Regions from separate parts of the Homo sapiens genome. Here region 2 is linked to region 1. The links are chromatin contacts, found by Hi-C or POLR2A ChIA-PET in ENCODE. All regions are on one chromosome and are shown on one strand. Each heading gives the region's core, a stretch centred on a gene start or an enhancer-like site at or near the end of the contact. The rest is flanking DNA. Distances are from core to core; before and after follow the strand shown. Region 1 holds the start of KDM3A (lysine demethylase 3A). Region 2 holds the start of MAT2A (methionine adenosyltransferase 2A).

Region 1 (3,264 bases), core at 352-2,851:
GAGTGTCATAATGATTTAAAAAAAAATCACTGGCCGCACTTGTTCCCAATTCTCTCCCTCCCCTCATGCGTCCAAGTGCAGTATTTCTAAGCCAGTCCTCCAATATGCCATATATGGGACAGCTCCACCCCATCCCTCCATATATGGTCATATCCCACACCCACCCACCGGCTCATCACAGACAACCAGGAACCCACTCCTGCCCTGACCCACCATATACGGACAAACACCCATCCTAATACGCCAAACAGAACTTAAGCTCCTCCCTCTACACTCACTTCATTTTTAACAAGTCTGAAAGTTTTTTTAAAAGTTGAGTGAATAAATTAACAGGAACAAACAAACAAAACCAGCTGAAAGTACTTCCAAGCACTAACCTTCAATTCTTAATGACTCCAAACGTCACTTACAGGCCCTACCTAACGCTAACAAAAATACTCCTCCTCCTCTGCAGTAAAGATGAGACAGTCCTGGTGGGACACAGCACCGGCATTAATGAAGCGTGTCTGAACAACCCTAAGCCCATTATTAAAGCCAGGCAGCCAGGAGCTGTGGGCCAAACACAACTCGGCTCTATACAACCATTCCAAAGACTTTCAAGATCTAGCTTCCTGCACCTTCAGATCATATGCCAACTTTCTGGTCTCCGTTTTCAGAAAACGGAAGGAGGGAACCGATGGTCGCGTTACCACGGTAACTGCGAAACGTCCGGTGGCAGAGGCCCGGAGCCGCCTGTACCTTCAGATCCTTCTTGGTAACGTCGGTGTGGGAAACAGCTCGAATGGTCCCGGAGAGCCAGGGCCACTCGGCGACGCGCTCCACGTCCCAGCTGTCGTGGCTGCCATCGCTGCCGTCGGCTGCGGACAGACTGAGAAACCTCCTCCCCACCAATACCGGCCAACTTTCTCCGAGCGTGAGCACCATGGTTTCCACGCCTGCAGGAAGAGCTCCTCCCTGCAAAAACACAAAAACAAAATGCGACGGGGGCGGCCGGTGGGAGGGGGCCGGGCGGAGACAGCAGGGAGGGCGGGCGGAGGGCGCCGAACCCGCGCGAGGACGCGGCCCCGGGCGGACCCGCACCGAGCCCCCCTCCTGCGCCCTCCCGCCCCCCGCCGCCCTCCCCCGCCACACACCCGGGCCCCAGCGCCGCGTGACCCTCGCTCTCCCAAGTTTGGCTTTTCTAACAGCTCAAACGCAACCGCAGAGGGAGTGAGGGAAAAATTATCTGCGGCTCGAGTGGATTTGAAAGTGCTCAGCCCCCAGCCCCGAAAAGAAAAGGCCCCTGGTGCAGAGAGCCGGTCCCGGGCGGCTGGGTCCCCGCCCCGGGCGGCCCCACGGGGGAGGGTGGGCGAGCCCGCGATTCCGCACTTGCCCCGCCGCCCCGCCCCGGCGCCCAGCTCCCCGGCCCCGAACCCCGGGCGCCCGTCTCCCGGGCCTGCGCCGCTGCCAACGGGCGACGGGGCCGCGCGCTCGGCGCTTTCACCTTTCTCTCCCCTCTCCCCGCAGCCGAGGCCGCGGCGCTCTTACCCCGCCTCCCGCCTCCCTGAGTCACCGGCGGCAGCCGCCGTTTCCAGCCGCCTAGCCGACTCCAGCGCTGACTTGGTTCAAGAGCTCTCACAAGACACGCACAGCCTCCCGGACCCGCCCCCCTCGGAGCCGCTTCCGCCGCTCATTGGCTGAAACACAGGAGCTGGGCGAGGCTCCGGGGGAAACAGATCATCACCATTGGCCCCCCGGGCGAGGGCGGGGCCAGAGAAAAAAACAATTCCTTGGCTGCCTCCTCCCTTTCCCCTCCCCCTTCCGACTCCCGGGCGACCCCCATTAGGTTAAAGTACACAGAGAATAAGCGAGTGATCCCTCCGCCATAGGCCTATTCTTTCCATTTGTTGCCTCACAGTATGCAAAAAAAAAGTCCCGCGAAATCGGTTATCAACTTTGGGGCCCGGAGGAAAATTGCTGTGGCGCATAGATAAGACTGAATGGCGAGACCCTGAGCTATAAGTGCCTACTGGATTGTTCTTCAACCGCGTAGGCTGTCGACCGAAGATGAGCCTTCCACTTGGCGGAAGAATCTCACAGGAAAGGGTGAGGGCGGTGCAGGGTTAGCGGGGGAGGGCAGGGAAGAGAACGTGCGGTTTCAGGCGTACTCAGCTAGAGGGAGGAGCGATAGTGCTCTGGAGGCTCGTGCGCAGGCGCCTCGCCGAGCTTAGGCTGCTGGGCGAAATGGCTGCGGGAGGCGCAGGCGCACGTGGTACTGATCGTGGAACGTCTAAAGTCCGCCATTTTGAAGGATAAATGAAGAAAGGCGTGGAGTTACTGGATAATGACGTTCATTAAATTTAGAGCAAAAGAGACCTTTAAATACAATGTATAATGAGATTTTTTTTTCTCCAAAGTGGGATTGAGAAGGTATTCAGATACTTACAAAGAAATTTAAAGTAGTTGAAGGCCATAATGAATGATGGAAGAGATGAAAGAGAAGGTGACTTTGAAGGACAAAGGAGTTTAGAGGTGATTGTGTGCTCTGGACCTGAAGTATTTTGATTGAATGAAAAAGAAATGGAATGAAGAAATTGAAGATATGTTCATAAAGGCTAGTGTTTGACATTACATCACATTTAATCCTTAAGAAGAACTCATGCCTCCCATTTTACAAGCGTGGAAACGTATAATCAGAGAATGTTTGGAAACATATAAGGGATTATAGATGCAAATCAACTCTGGATGTTGATTTTCAATATACATATTCTGAATGTGATTTTAAGTTTTTAAAGTTAGTAACAAGAATTAAATTGGATTTATAATCTGTAGACCATTTAAAGGAAGGGGGCTGCTAAATGAGAAGAAAAAACCTATCCAGCTGAAAGAAGGCAGAAATGGGAACGAGATAAGCAAAAGAAACCAGAACATATGGTAAAAATGTTTTTCATGTGAAAAGTCCAAACATCAGTATTTACAATAAATGTAAATGGGTTAATTTCACTCACAAGTTTTAAAAGACAGTTGGGAATAAAAGGACAATCCAGCTATAAATTGACCATAAGCAAATGCTTACAAAACAGGAAGCTTGAAAATACTGGGCTAAAATATTTAATCAAATGGTAGCCAAATGAAAGCAGTATAGCAATATTAATACAATTAAAAGTATCAAAAGAGAAAGGATTTTATATTAAAGATAAAGTCCATGAAGACAGTATGGTCTCCTGAACTGTTATGAATCTAAAAACATGGCCTATCCTAAGGTGACGCTATGAACGATGAGAA
Region 2 (3,264 bases), core at 250-2,749, 900 kb after region 1:
ATCTGATTTTGCTGTTAGGAGTTGCGCAGGAAACAAAAGCTCAACAGTGTAGAAGATGCTCAAACGTATTCCGAATCCATGTCTCCCTGCTTTGTCATCTATTGTTAGGAGGGAGAACAAATATCTCCCTAATTCAAGTTCGTTTTTCTGAATTTTCTATAACCGCCTAAAACAGAATCCAAACATAATGTGGAAGCCAGACTGCAGGCTCTGAACTTCGGTCTACTACTAACTGGTGTAACAGCTAACCTTCAGCACTCATCAAGATCCTGGGTTTGTCCTCTCATACCACTAAGTTACTTGTGGGATTTCATCATGGGCACAGTAAACTGACCAGACCCTAAAGCCACCAGATAGATAACTACTGCGGTCATCCTAAGGGCAGAAACAGCCAAAAGAGCCAAATAATCATCTTTACTAGCCGATATGCTCAGGCTGAGATTTTCAGTTCCTGGAAATATAGCTTTACTCCTCCTTCACGTGCCAATTGATCCCCATAATGGCGGTTGAGCGGACAAAGCCTCAAGTAAAACCCTGCACCGAAGACTTTAAATGCGAACCCAAAGCAATGGCAGCTCCTAATTCATGCTTCCCATCCTTTTCACAAGGGGTCCAAATAAGGACTGCCTTCTTGGACATGAGCTATATTTAGTCAGAGGCCGTCACCTTGGAGGCAAGGCCATATCCGCCGAAGGGCATGTGCGTATTCTCCAGTGTGTAGTCAAGACCTAACCACTGAGGCAGTGGAGCCAGACGACGTCCCAAGGCATAGGCCCCCCACCCCTCAAACTGAGGGCCAGGACAGCCGGGGAGGCTCACGGCTCCCCCTCGCCCAGATACCACATGCGGCAAACACGTGGTCGCCGCTGCAATGCGGGGCGCGCGCTCCCGAGGGCCGGACGCGAGCACGCGGGGCGGGTCGCCCACTCCAGGTTTGTCAGACGGCAGGGCCGGGAGGGGTTAACAGTGCCCTCCCTTCCCGGCCAGAACTCACTAGCGACCACAGCCCCCGCCCTTCACGTTTTCTGGAACCTTCCGCATGCCTAGGCGCGCGACCGAATGAAAAGGGAGGGGGGAAGGGAAGGGTGGAGAGGGGAGGGGGAAGAGGAGCGGCGGCCACGCGCCAGGCCCTGGCGGCGCCACGAGGAAAGCGCGCGGTCGCCGCTCTTCCATCACCCGGCGGACGAGGACGACCCGCGCGGGCCCCACCACCGGCCGGCCGCAGCCAGCCGGACCTTGGCGCTGCCTTCTGCCCCGCCCCACGCTTCGCTTCAGGCCGTCCCCTCACCTGGGTGGCCTTCCCCGACCGACTCTGAGGTGAAAAGGAATGTGCCCTCCTCGATGAACGCCTCGTGGAAGCCGTTGAGCTGTCCGTTCATGTTGGTGTCGGTGTGCGGAAGTGGCCTTACGAAGGAGCAGCGGCGAGGCGGCAGCGGCTGCGAAATGCGCAAGCTGCGGACAGCGTTCTACTCGTAGCAGGCGGGCGGCGCGGAGCGAACGAAGCAGCGGGCGGTGCGGCCCGGTATTTATAGAGCAGCGCCCGCGCGCGCCCGGCTCGGGCCCCGCCCCTCGGCGCCGCGCGCCAATGCACCACTTGCGCGGGGGTCGGGGGAGGAAGGGCAGCTCGCCCCGCGGAGTCCGGGCTGAACCACACTGCGCGGCCGCGGGAGGTGCCGTGGCAATCCGGCCCTCCAGAGACCGTTCAGCTATCTTGAGCCGCTAGAGCTAGGAGAAAAATGCAGACGCGAGGAGACGTGGGGGATTGCTCTTCCTTGTTTGATGTGGGAGAAAAAGCGACTGGGGCTTGCTGGACCCGCTCCCCTGTGCGGTGACATGGCACCTCCCTTCCGACCGTTGGCCGGGATAGCTTTCCCGGAGGTCGCGTCCCCCAGCGGAGGCGGCGGGAATCGCGGAGGTTTTGTGCTGCGGCTGGGGTCTTTCTGGCCGTCCCGCCTCTAGATGCCGGGTGGCAGGGAGCCGGTGGCGGTCGGCCATGTGAAGGTGGCCATCTTGGCCGGCCAGCGAGGGCTCCTCACGGCCTTCCTTCGGCGTCCCTGCCCGGCTCGTTGCCGGCCCCGGGATATCTGAGGGGCGCAGGCCCACCTTCTAGTCGTTTCCTGGTGAATGGCTCTGCTGAAGATGGCCGGAAAGCAGATTAATGAAGGTGCTGCCATCGATTTAAACAATCGCCCTCCTGCCCGCTCCCCTGCGCTAAAGTTTCTGAGGGATCCTCACCCTTCGTGGTTCGTGGACTTAAAAGTGGAGGCAGCGCTCCAGCCTTTCCCTCCAGAGAGAAAGGAGGCCGCTCCCAAGTCCGTCCTTGCCCCGTGGCCTTCCTGTTCCTTTGAAGGGGGGGGGAATCGATGTTTCAATCCTCTGTTCAGGAGAATATGGAACGAACATTTCTTTTTTGGTGGGTGGGGGCTATTCGTTCCCTTGAATGTGCTTAAGCAGATCTCTTGACGGCGTGGAATGGGCTGTTTCATGAAGCTTTCACTTTAAAATGTCCACCTGCGTTTGTCCCAGTTTTGCCCAATAAAGGAATTACAGGGAAAAAGAGCGAAACAAAACTTGAGCCAGCAAGGAGTATGGAGTCCCGTTTGGAGGGAGCCCGCCTTGGGGGCGGGGGTCTCTGCAGCCTGTTCTGGGGCTGGGCCTCGGTGCAGGTCTGGTCGGGCTGGTGGCCTGGTGGCCCTGAGCGGAGCGCGTGACAAGAACGCCGGGTTTAATGAGGTTCTCAGGGAACGGCCTGCTCCTAGCATGGGATGTACTTTACGCTGGGGAGGTGAAGGAGACCCCTAGTAACAGTCTCCAGCTGCCTACTGCTGGCGGCAGTAGAACAAGGTGCATTCCCAAGAACAATCCTCTCCGTCGGTGCAGGAGGAAAGGTGGGATTTGCTAAAGGCTCAGTGGGAAACAAAGGAAGCACTTGGGCTGTGCTGGGGGCATCCACAAAGAAGATAAAGGGCTCCTCCCCAGACTCAGTGACCACATCCACGGTCGCTCAAAGCAGGCAGCAAGAAAAGGTTCGACCACAAAAGAGACAATAGGTGATGATATTTTTATTCGTTGCTTTTTACTTTTCAAGCTAACCCTTCATGGGAAAGTAACTGTATAAGACTATTAAATTTTTTTGTTATTTTTTAAAGGAGAATGCCAATTTATTAACTTACAATGTGTAATAAAATTGTCAACTGGAACAAAATGCGTGTGTAGGCTGGTCAGTGCATTATCTCCCAGCAGAAAAATCTATATGGGAAGCCA

What was found. A loop is a pair of places that touch in the nucleus more often than their neighbours do. ChIA-PET counts read pairs that join two places held with the same protein, here RNA polymerase II (POLR2A). Pooled maps may share reads with other maps.
Region 2: a map with no recorded cell type shows a loop between it and region 1 (15-fold over the local background). The contact joins the promoter of MAT2A here to the promoter of KDM3A in region 1. A Hi-C loop is called at or near these places in 2 of 37 single-sample maps with no recorded cell type and 12 of 50 pooled maps. POLR2A ChIA-PET finds 5 or more read pairs at or near these places in 6 of 52 experiments (B cell, CD4-positive, alpha-beta T cell, CD4-positive, alpha-beta memory T cell and 3 more).

The regions. Positions count from the first base shown.
Region 1 is chr2:86,439,708-86,442,971 of GRCh38, reverse strand. It overlaps KDM3A (lysine demethylase 3A), which reads right to left and starts at 1,601. Exons shown (of 26, transcript NM_018433.6): 1 at 1,528-1,601; 2 at 739-954. The coding sequence starts at 924. RefSeq lists enhancers at 758-817, 1,808-1,887, 1,968-2,167, 1,989-2,532 and silencers at 1,018-1,067, 1,288-1,677.
Region 2 is chr2:85,537,403-85,540,666 of GRCh38, reverse strand. It overlaps MAT2A (methionine adenosyltransferase 2A), which reads right to left and starts at 1,499. Exons shown (of 9, transcript NM_005911.6): 1 at 1,289-1,499. The coding sequence starts at 1,379. It overlaps PARTICL (promoter of MAT2A antisense radiation-induced circulating long non-coding RNA), which reads left to right and starts at 1,781. Exons shown (of 1, transcript NR_038942.1): 1 at 1,781-3,200. RefSeq lists silencers at 912-1,241, 1,422-1,691 and enhancers at 1,722-1,811, 1,882-2,091, 2,492-2,581.